Linked DNA regions of Homo sapiens: region 2 is linked to region 1. Evidence: read pairs that join two places in POLR2A ChIA-PET (ENCODE). Cell type or tissue: A673. All regions are shown on one strand. Links, peaks and the distances in the headings refer to the core of each region. The heading gives the core; the rest is flanking DNA.

What was found. Peaks named below come from ENCODE experiments on the same cell type or tissue, not always from the same donor. Only the 100,000 strongest peaks of a DNase experiment are listed, where the experiment ranks them.
Region 2: POLR2A ChIA-PET joins it to region 1 with 6 read pairs; 2 of 35 experiments call an interaction of 5 or more read pairs at or near these places.

Annotation. Positions count from the first base shown.
Region 1 is chr1:214,308,744-214,313,352 of GRCh38, forward strand. The region is part of intron 2 of SMYD2 (SET and MYND domain containing 2); the gene reads left to right. Among named protein-coding and RNA genes, the nearest start is that of SMYD2, 30 kb to the left of the region's middle. In A673, for the core only: no CTCF peak of the experiment used is centred there; no DNase peak of the experiment used is centred there.
Region 2 is chr1:214,515,295-214,519,903 of GRCh38, forward strand. All of the region lies in intron 1 of PTPN14 (protein tyrosine phosphatase non-receptor type 14), which reads right to left. Among named protein-coding and RNA genes, the nearest start is that of PTPN14, 34 kb to the right of the region's middle. In A673, for the core only: no CTCF peak of the experiment used is centred there; no DNase peak of the experiment used is centred there; H3K27ac peaks cover 589 bases.

The sequences.
Region 1 (4,609 bases), core at 292-4,291:
TAGATAAGAAAACGTAGTCCCAAGTGGTTGGGTGACCCAAGATCACCCAAGGTCAAACAGTGGCAGAACAGAGATGAGACTTTACACACTACTTGGGGAGGGCTTTCACCCCTTTACAGTAGTGTGCTTGGGAGAAGTGAGGGCCCTCTAGGAAAGGAGGTTCTGTGGGAATGTCAGAGAAAGAGAAGTGGCCTTCAGTGGATGTGAAAGGGGAGAGCTGCGTCCATTGTTGCCTTGGCCAGACACCTCTCCAAGAGTGCTAAAGGCTCACATTGCTTCCTGGGGATTTCCTCTTTACATGGAGTAAGGCTTCTTAGGGGATCCTAGCCATGGTGTATGTTCTCCCCAAGCCCTCTTCTGTCTGCAGTGCTTTCGGATTTTGCTTTATTTGATACAATTTGGTTCTATCTTGTCCCGTTACTTTCCTCTTAGTTCACTTGACTCAGTGTGATGGTGCCAGAGGAAAGATTTTAATTGCTAATGCATGAAAGGGTAATGGGAGGAAATACAAAAGAAACAGAAATTCCTTTTTAGTTGGGTGCGTTATTTTGTAACCTGTGTGTTTTAATGAACTGTATTTATTTTTCTAAATACGCCTGGGAAGCAAAGTATATTACTCATTCACCCACTCACCCATAAATTGTACCAGGATATTTTCAAGAGAAGAGTTTTAGAAAGTTGTTATATAGAATAATCATTGTGCAGTAGGACTTTCTAGGGTATATTTCTTAACTCTAATGAATGTAAAGAAGAAAACCTTTGTGTTTTGCTGCTGAGGGGGTTATGAGTAAGCTTTGAAAGTAGGAAGGGATTTTTTAAAGTGTGTATGAGGAGCATGTGAGAAAATAGTAGGCCCTTATCATTGACTAGAAAATAACTGAAGTATAGAACATGTCTAATAAATGCTGCTGTTATGGGTGATTAGTGTAATGGGGCCAGAGTCGTAGGTTCAATCCTGGTTCAGTTCACTCCTGTCAGCCATAGGAAGCATCTTAAATTTGGGCCACTCTTTTTTTCTAAATCTTTAACATCACCAGTAGGAAGAAATGTGTGTGAATGACTGAGTATGTCTCATTGCTTGTATTGGGAAAACACAAAGCATATGTCCTAGTGATGGTAGCTCAGCAGCACGGGCCATCTTTGTATAAGGTGGTCAGGTGTCCACCTGATTGCTTTTGCACACTTCTTCTCAAGGATCATGCTAGTGGAAAGCAGAAATCCTGTGACATTTTCTCCCTGTTCCACATTTTAAGAAATAAGATGTGGATGTGTACAGGTAGGCTGTGTTTGTTGTTAGAAGAATAGAAACACCAAATGCTAGAGGCAGAAAAGGGACTTCATGATGAAAATCCAGTCTCCTTATCGAGGAAGGCAACATATTTGCTCAGCAGAAAACTGGATGCCATAATAATCACTCTTTTCTTCCAGTGCTGGAAATGCTGGTGCACCATGAGACAATTTCGCAACTCTTTATGCATCTTTAAGCATTTTTGACTGTGCACGAAAGTGAAAGTCATGCACAGTAGTTATTATCTTAGTTGAAAATGAATTAGAAGTTTTAAAAGAGGACCATCAGTATGAAAAATTCCATATCTCACCTTTTTTATGGATTTAAGTTACACAGTCTGTCCTCATTATGGGAAAATCAGAAAGTGCAGACTAAAAGAACAGAACAAGTATTCATAATCTTGTTCCTTGAGAGAATACTTTGGTATATATCTTCCTGAATCCCTTCTGTGCTTATATGTGTATTTTATTAATTTTTTTTTTTTTTTTTTGGAAAATGAGATCCTAGTTTACAGAAAATTTTATAAGTATTGCAGTCAGGGCAGGAGCACTAACTCGAATTTTGAAGAATAGTGGGAAAAGTTTTAGAAAAATTGATAACATTTAAAAAAGCATAAAGAGTTGCAAAATCACTCTGTATACAGCAGTACTGCCAGTATTCAAAAATACGGTAATTTATAACATTCATTCCTATTCATCAGGTTAGCCTAATTTGTTTTTCAATTTTGTCCAGTCTGGTTGCTTGTAATTTCTTATGGGCAAAACTAGGGTAGTTGCCGCTGTCAGGTTCTTTAAAATATATGGACCATCTCTATGATAGAAGAGAATGTATCAAAATATGCTTAAAACCTGACATTTTTACTAGATACTATCACATCTTCCTTTTTTAAGAATTAAAGCTGTGCAGTGCCATTGTGTTATATCTCTGCCCTTCCTCCGTTAATCCACCTTCAAAAAAGAAAGTGAAACGTTATTACTGTGGTAAATTTCCTTTGATGAAATTTAACCTGATTCTGCATTTTCTTGAATTTATCCAGCTACCTGATTTTAACTGCTATGAGCGGGACTGTATTTAATTGTAGGTGTACTTTTATCTTGGTTCTGACATTGCCATAAACTGCTTGAAGTCAAAGACTTCATCTCCCATCCCTGCCTCTAGGGTCAGTTGCAGCACTTGTTGAATGAATGAATGAATGAATGAGCAATTACCAATGTTTCAGAGCGCAGCCTGTGCCGGGCACCGTTCTGAGTGCTTCTTGTGGATCTGCTGATGGGATCCTTTGTGCCTGATGAATGCCTGATGATCCCTATTTGGTCCACTTTTGTTGGTAGTCTTCAAGCTTGATATCTGATTATCACTGTTGGAAGGTGTAAACTCACAGACTCAGAATTCTGGACTTGCTAAGTAACTTAGGGATCATGTTATTTACAGCCAGGGAGACAGGCGCAAAGGGATTAAGAAACCTGCGTTGTCACACAGCTGCTTCGCTGCGAGTGGGGATAAAATGCAGGTTTCTTGAGTCCCAGGTCAGCAGCCCTCCTGCTTGACAGCACTCTGCTTTCCTCCCAGAGCTTTCCTTGTGTTTGATTCCCTTCCTTTTGAGGACATTTATATCAATAAATGTCACCATTATGTAGTATTTACAGTACCATTAATTTTAAATCAACTACATTAATAAATTGATATTTTATAAATAATAATTATATTAATAAATGTTCATATTTAACTTCCCAGGAATTCATTGTAGTTGCTAAACACCAAGGCACCACCTGCAGTTCAGAAAACAACAGCTTGCAGGCCCGTTAGGGACAGAGATTATGTCTTGGAGTTTTCTTGGAGTTGCTGGAGTCAGAGTGGGCATTTGTCTATAGTTGTTAATGATCCATCTGTCCCCAGCTGGTAGGTCCCCATATCCTCTCAGGTATCCCGAGGGTCATCTCTGTCTTTTCCTCTTTGCTCTGCAGCTGAGGAGGGAGCTGATTAGTCTGCAGGGAGACAGACCCACCTGTTCCCACCTCTTCGCCTCATCACCATGCTCTCATTTTAGGCTTTGGCTAAAAACAGATTCTCTTCTCCCTTGTGCATATCTTGTCATTTCTTTTCCTCCCTGCTCTTAGTTATATTTGGCGCGGCATTATTTAACTCTGCAGAACATCTTGGCCCAGAACTTGAGCTAAGGGGCTGCACCATAGACTGCATTAAATCATTAAGTGACATTATGTGCTTCCTTCTTGGGGGATCAGTGTGGAGGGAAGCGGGTAGGGAGATATCTTCATTCCTTCAACAACTATATTGAGTGCCTACTAAATGCCAGGCACTGTTGTCAGTTCTGGGGTTACAGCTATGAACAAAACAAAATTTCTTTATTTTCCTGGGGAGAGACAGATACTAAACCAAACAACTAATAAATATATAATATGCTCAGGTGGTGAGAAGTACTAAGAAGCAGCAGAAAGCAAGGAAAGGAAGAATGATGGGGAAGTGCTCTTTCTGACAGGGTGATTGTGGCAGGTATCTTGAGAAGGTGACATTCCAGCAGCGGCTGGAGAGGAGGGAGGGAGTCACATGGATATCCAGGGGAGGAGAGTGCTAGCCACAAAACAGAGCAAGTGCGAAGGGCCTTGAGGCAGGTACATGGCTCCAGGCGCAGCCAGGACACTTCTGTGGCTAAGTGCAGTGAGGCAGGTGAGAGTACGGTGGGGGATGATGGGCTGGGGTGGTGCAGGGACGCTCCCATCACGTGTGGCCTCCTAGGTCACCTTTAGCGCTTGGCCTTTTGCCTGGATGAGAAAAGCCATTAGGTTTTGAGCTGAGGACTGGCCTGATCCGAGTTTTGTCAACAGAATCCCTCAGGCTGCTCTCTGGAACCTAGTCCATGGGAGCAAGGACAGAAGCGGGCATCCAGTTAGAAGGCAGTGGCAGGACATTAGTCATGAGAGATGTTGGGGCTGCAGCCGGGTAGAAAGGTTGTGGAGCTAAGAAGTGATCAGATTCCAGGCAGAGACAGAGGATTTGCCAGAACTGACTGAATGTGGAGTGTGAGTGAGAGAGCAGCGTCAAGGATGACTCTAGCTTTCTGGCCTGAGCATTTATTTTTATTTTTGAGACAGAATCTCACACTGTTGCCCAGGCTGGAGTGTAGCGGTGCACTCTCGGCTCACTGCAACCTCTGCCTCCTGGGTTCAAGCGATTCTCCTGCCTCAGCCTCCTGAGTAGCTGGGACTGCAGGCACATGCCACCACACTTGGCTAATTTTTTTATTTTTAGTAGAGATGGGGTTTTATCACGTTGGCCAGGCCAATCATAAACTCCTGACCTCGG
Region 2 (4,609 bases), core at 155-4,154, 210 kb after region 1:
CCACTAGGCACTTATTTTTTTTTTAACGATAATATGTCTATCTTCCTGCCAGCACCACACTCTTTTGTTTATTGGAGATTTGTAGTGAGTTTTGAAATTAGAAAATGTGAGTCTTCCTATTTTTTTCCAAGACTGTTTGACTACTAAGGGTATATTGTAATTCTATATATATTTTAGGATCAGCTTCTCTATTTAAGAAAAAAAAATAAGCCAGTAGGGTTTTAGTAAAGATTGCACTGAATCTATATATTGCTTTGTGTAGTGCTATCATGTTAATAACAGCTTCCAATTCATAAGTAGGGAATATCTTTTCATTTATTTAAATCTGATATTTCTGTCATTGACGTTTTGTGGTTTTTCAGTGTGCCTCCTTAGAGAAATTTGTTTCTAAATATTTCAACATTTTTAGTGCTATTGCAACAGGAATTGTTTTCTGAATTTCGTCTTAGCATTCTCTATTGCTAGCATAAAAACAAATGATTCTCAAATGTGAAGAAAAGAAAAAAAAAACTGAGTTCAGGATACTTACTGAATTTTTAATCCCATAAAAGGGATTTTCCTTTCTACTTCCTTCTCTTGAGAAATATCTTGCTATTTCACTGACCCTGGAAAAGTTACCTTTGGCAAAGTACAATTTTCCTGGAAAAACTGCAATTGGGCTGATATTCTCAGTTAGGCCTGCTATATCTGATAAAGAGCTTTGTACTCAACTTTTCAAAGCTCTTAATACCTAGGTATAATTTCCTGCACTCCTCTTTCGATAACATAAAAGCAGGAAGTACACCTCCACCTCACCCCAGAGGAGCTAGATTAACCCTGCCACTGCCAGGTTCTCAAGAAAATTTCTCTGTATTGGCACCTGCATAGCTGATGAGCCCAATATTAAAATAAAACAAATTTTTGCTTCTACAGTGTCTTCACCCTTCCTTTTTTCACAGTTGAAGCCACACTATTGAAGGGGTAGGAATAATTTCTCTATGATGCCTTGTGTGTTTTGGTTTTGTTTTCAGTGCCAACAATGCAAGAGGCCAAGGTACCATATATGAATTGAAAAGTAATTCACAGCCCTTCAGAGTATCCTTTGCAAGGATGGCAGTGACCAGTGAGAGACATTGCTGTTCCCACTGAAATATATTTAAAAGAGTCATCACTGTGCAGCATATGCTGGGCTGATATGACATCTGCCAGAAAGCTAGCATTCCTATAAAAGCAGACAGTTTATTAAGATATGTTGACTTTCCTGCTGGACATCATTCTTGCCAGATTAGCACCAGAGCAAAACAAACACAAAATGTGGTTGGTAAAGTTTGTTTGAAGTTACCTACTACTAACAGCTTACCGCAGCAATACATAGTATTACCAGGACTGTAAATATTTATTTTCCTTGGGTATAGATTCAAAGGAAATAGAAAGGCAATGTTTGTTTGAAAACACTGAATTAATTTTGATATTAAAAAAAAACTCAGAGAGGCAGGCAGGTGCTAAGTGTTCCACCTAGGGAAATTCTAATCTTTACAAACAGAAAAGGCACACACATTCCTTTGCTACTATCATATCCCCACTTGATAGCAATTCCTGTTCCCCACCCCACCCCACTCCACCTACGCTACGCACCAGGCATACTCCTCCTGGCTTCTGGACTATGCCTTGAACTTTAAGGCACCTGCTCTCCTCTCTCACAGTTCATGTTCCCTCTTTCCTCCTGGAGAAATTCTTTCTCATCTTCCCACCAAATATGTCCTATCCAACCTTCCAGGCCCAGCTATCTCCTCCGCTCCTAAGGCTGTCACCTGTCATCCAGGCAAATGTAATCGGTCCTACCTCTAAGCCTTTACAATGTCGTGTCCACATCTTTTACAGGGCAACTGCCAGCCCTGCACAGCTACCTCCTTCTGCCTCAAGGACATGGTCACCTCCATTTCTGTGAAGGCATGGTCAGTGTACTATAAAATTTCCACATAAACAAACTTTATGTATGTATGACAAAATGCATGATATGTCTTCCTTTCTGAAATAATTACTGCATCAAAACTTAAGGATCCTAAATGGAGAAGGGAAAAGCCTTCAAGTATGTCTCCTTGGCACACTAACCACCAAGGTTAAGATTAACTCAAGACAAAGTGCACATTGAATCTAAAGAAGCTTGAGATGGTACTGCTAGGTCAACTCACCAAATTTAATGAGCATAATATTAAAAAAAAAAAAAACATAAAGTAAGAAATACCCAAAAATCTAATCATAGCACTAGCCAGAGGCCATAAATGAAAATATGCAGGAACACATCAGCAAAGTGAAACTTACCTTTCTTCTGAGATGACATGGAAAGAAAAATATAACAGGAGGCAGGAGGAGTAGGGAGGGAAAGGGACCCTTCCCTAGTCCCTCTAGACTATACAAAGCTTTATATCCATGATCTGAGGCAGGTGGATTGCTTGAGCTCAGGAGTTTGAGACCAGCCTGGCCAACATAGCGAAACTGTGTCTCTATAAAAAATACAAAAATTATCCAGGAGTCGTGGCACATGCCTGTAATCCCAGCTACTCTAGAGGCTAAGGTGGGAGTATCACTTGAGCCTGGGAGGCAAGGGTTGCAGTGAGCCAAGATTGTGCCACTGCACTCCAGCCTGGGTGACAGAGAGAGACTCAATCTCTAAAAATAAAATAAAATATAGAAAGCTTATAATATAAAGACCTCTAAAGAAGGTACTTAAAATATAAAAAACTTATAAAATCCTCCCCAGAAGGAACAATGCGTTGGTATCTTTTCATAACCCCTGAGCTACCATATTTATTTCACCTAGCACATGGTAAACAATAAATGTTTGTCAAAAGATTGAACTGGGTACTGTATCCGAAAATCCACCATGGATGGGATGAATTTCTCTTCCCGAGGATGAAATTATTGTTTTGGAGAAGATGGGAAAACACATCATGTAAAAATGTCAGAGATATTTCTACCCAACTAAAATATGACACCAATATATCCAAACCACTACTCTCTATTCGCCACTACTAATAAAAGAAACTCCCTAACCAGATTCAGAAACAGCCCTTTTAGAATCTGATAAATGATATCCCCAGAATGACAATAGTTTATTTTTCACATCTTCATTTCATTAAGGTCATTAAGCATATTAAATATGTTACATTACATAAACTATTCCAAATATAGGCTTTTGTCTTGAATAGTATTATCCTCTATTATCCACTGTGGTAGATGATCTATTTCACAAAGAATGAAAAACAGTAGATAATGACCAAGGAATTTATTCATACAGAGAGGATGAGACTTCAAAAATGAACTTCCTCTGGGTTCTCTTGAGCCCAAGGACTGAAACCATTTAAAATCCCACTGGGCAGATGGGTTGGCTGGGTGCAAGTGGGACAGAACAAGGAAGGGGTACAGTTACCCTATTATTTGTGCTACTTCTAAATACAACAGCTATTCACTTTATTTTAGATAAAGTTATATTCAGCTAAACTGAAACAAAAAAAGAGGTAAAATTAAGTAACTACGCTACCCAAAAAAAAGTCTTTATGTTCAGGCAGCAAGATAAATAAATGTTAGTTTGAGGAAAATGTCCTAAGAATATCTGCCTTGTGTTCTGTTTTATATTTTAGGTATGTTGGCTTTAAACTAATTTCCTAGATAATTTGATCATTGCCTTTAATTAAAAAGAACAAAACGAAACAGGCCAGGCACAGCAGCTCATGCCTGTAATCCTAGCACTTTGGGAGTCCAAGGCAAGCAGATCACCTGAGGTCAGGAGTTCAAGACCAGCCTGGCCAACATGGTGAAACCCCACCTCCACTAAAAATACAAAAATCAGCCAGGCATGGTGGTGGGCACCTGTAATCCCAGCTACTTGGGAGGCTGAGGGAGGAGAATTGCTTGAACCTGGGAGATGGAGGTTGCAGTGAGCTGAGATCATGACACCGCACTCCAGCCTGGGTGACAGAGCAAGACTGTCTCAAAAAACAAAACAAAACAAAACTCAACAATCAAGAGGGAAGCACCTTTATACAGCATTGCATTCCTGTATCAAAGCCCTCACCACTCCAAAAATGATCTGATTGAGTCTGTTCCCCCACCCCCATCTCCAACTAGAAGCACCTTATTTATTTTCAGAGTTACTGCCCCAAACTTGCAACACAGTGAGTTCTCAATAATGCCTGCTGGTCCATAATATACTGAAGTAACTTCCTAATATACATTGATACATTCCAGGGACAGTTTCAGATACTAAAGCACTCTTATTTGTATAGCAGGCTAACACTAAATTATTCTTATTTACTTGTTAAACCAATCCTGCCTAGCCTTCTGCTAGGTGATAGAGATAATCGCTTGCATATACTGTTTTTTGAGTAGCATATTACATGAAAGTTCTTTCAAATTAATCTGGATTATTAATATTCACAAAGAGTTTTAACCCTCCCGCCCCATGAAATCTTTTATTCAAAATATAAGCAAGCAGGCTGGGTGTCGTGGCTCACGCTTGTCATCCTAGCACTTTGGGAGGCCAAGGGGGGCGGACGGCTTTAGCCCAGGAGTTCAAAACCACCTGGGCAACAAAGAAAGTTCTGTCTCTACAAAAAATAAAAAATTAGCT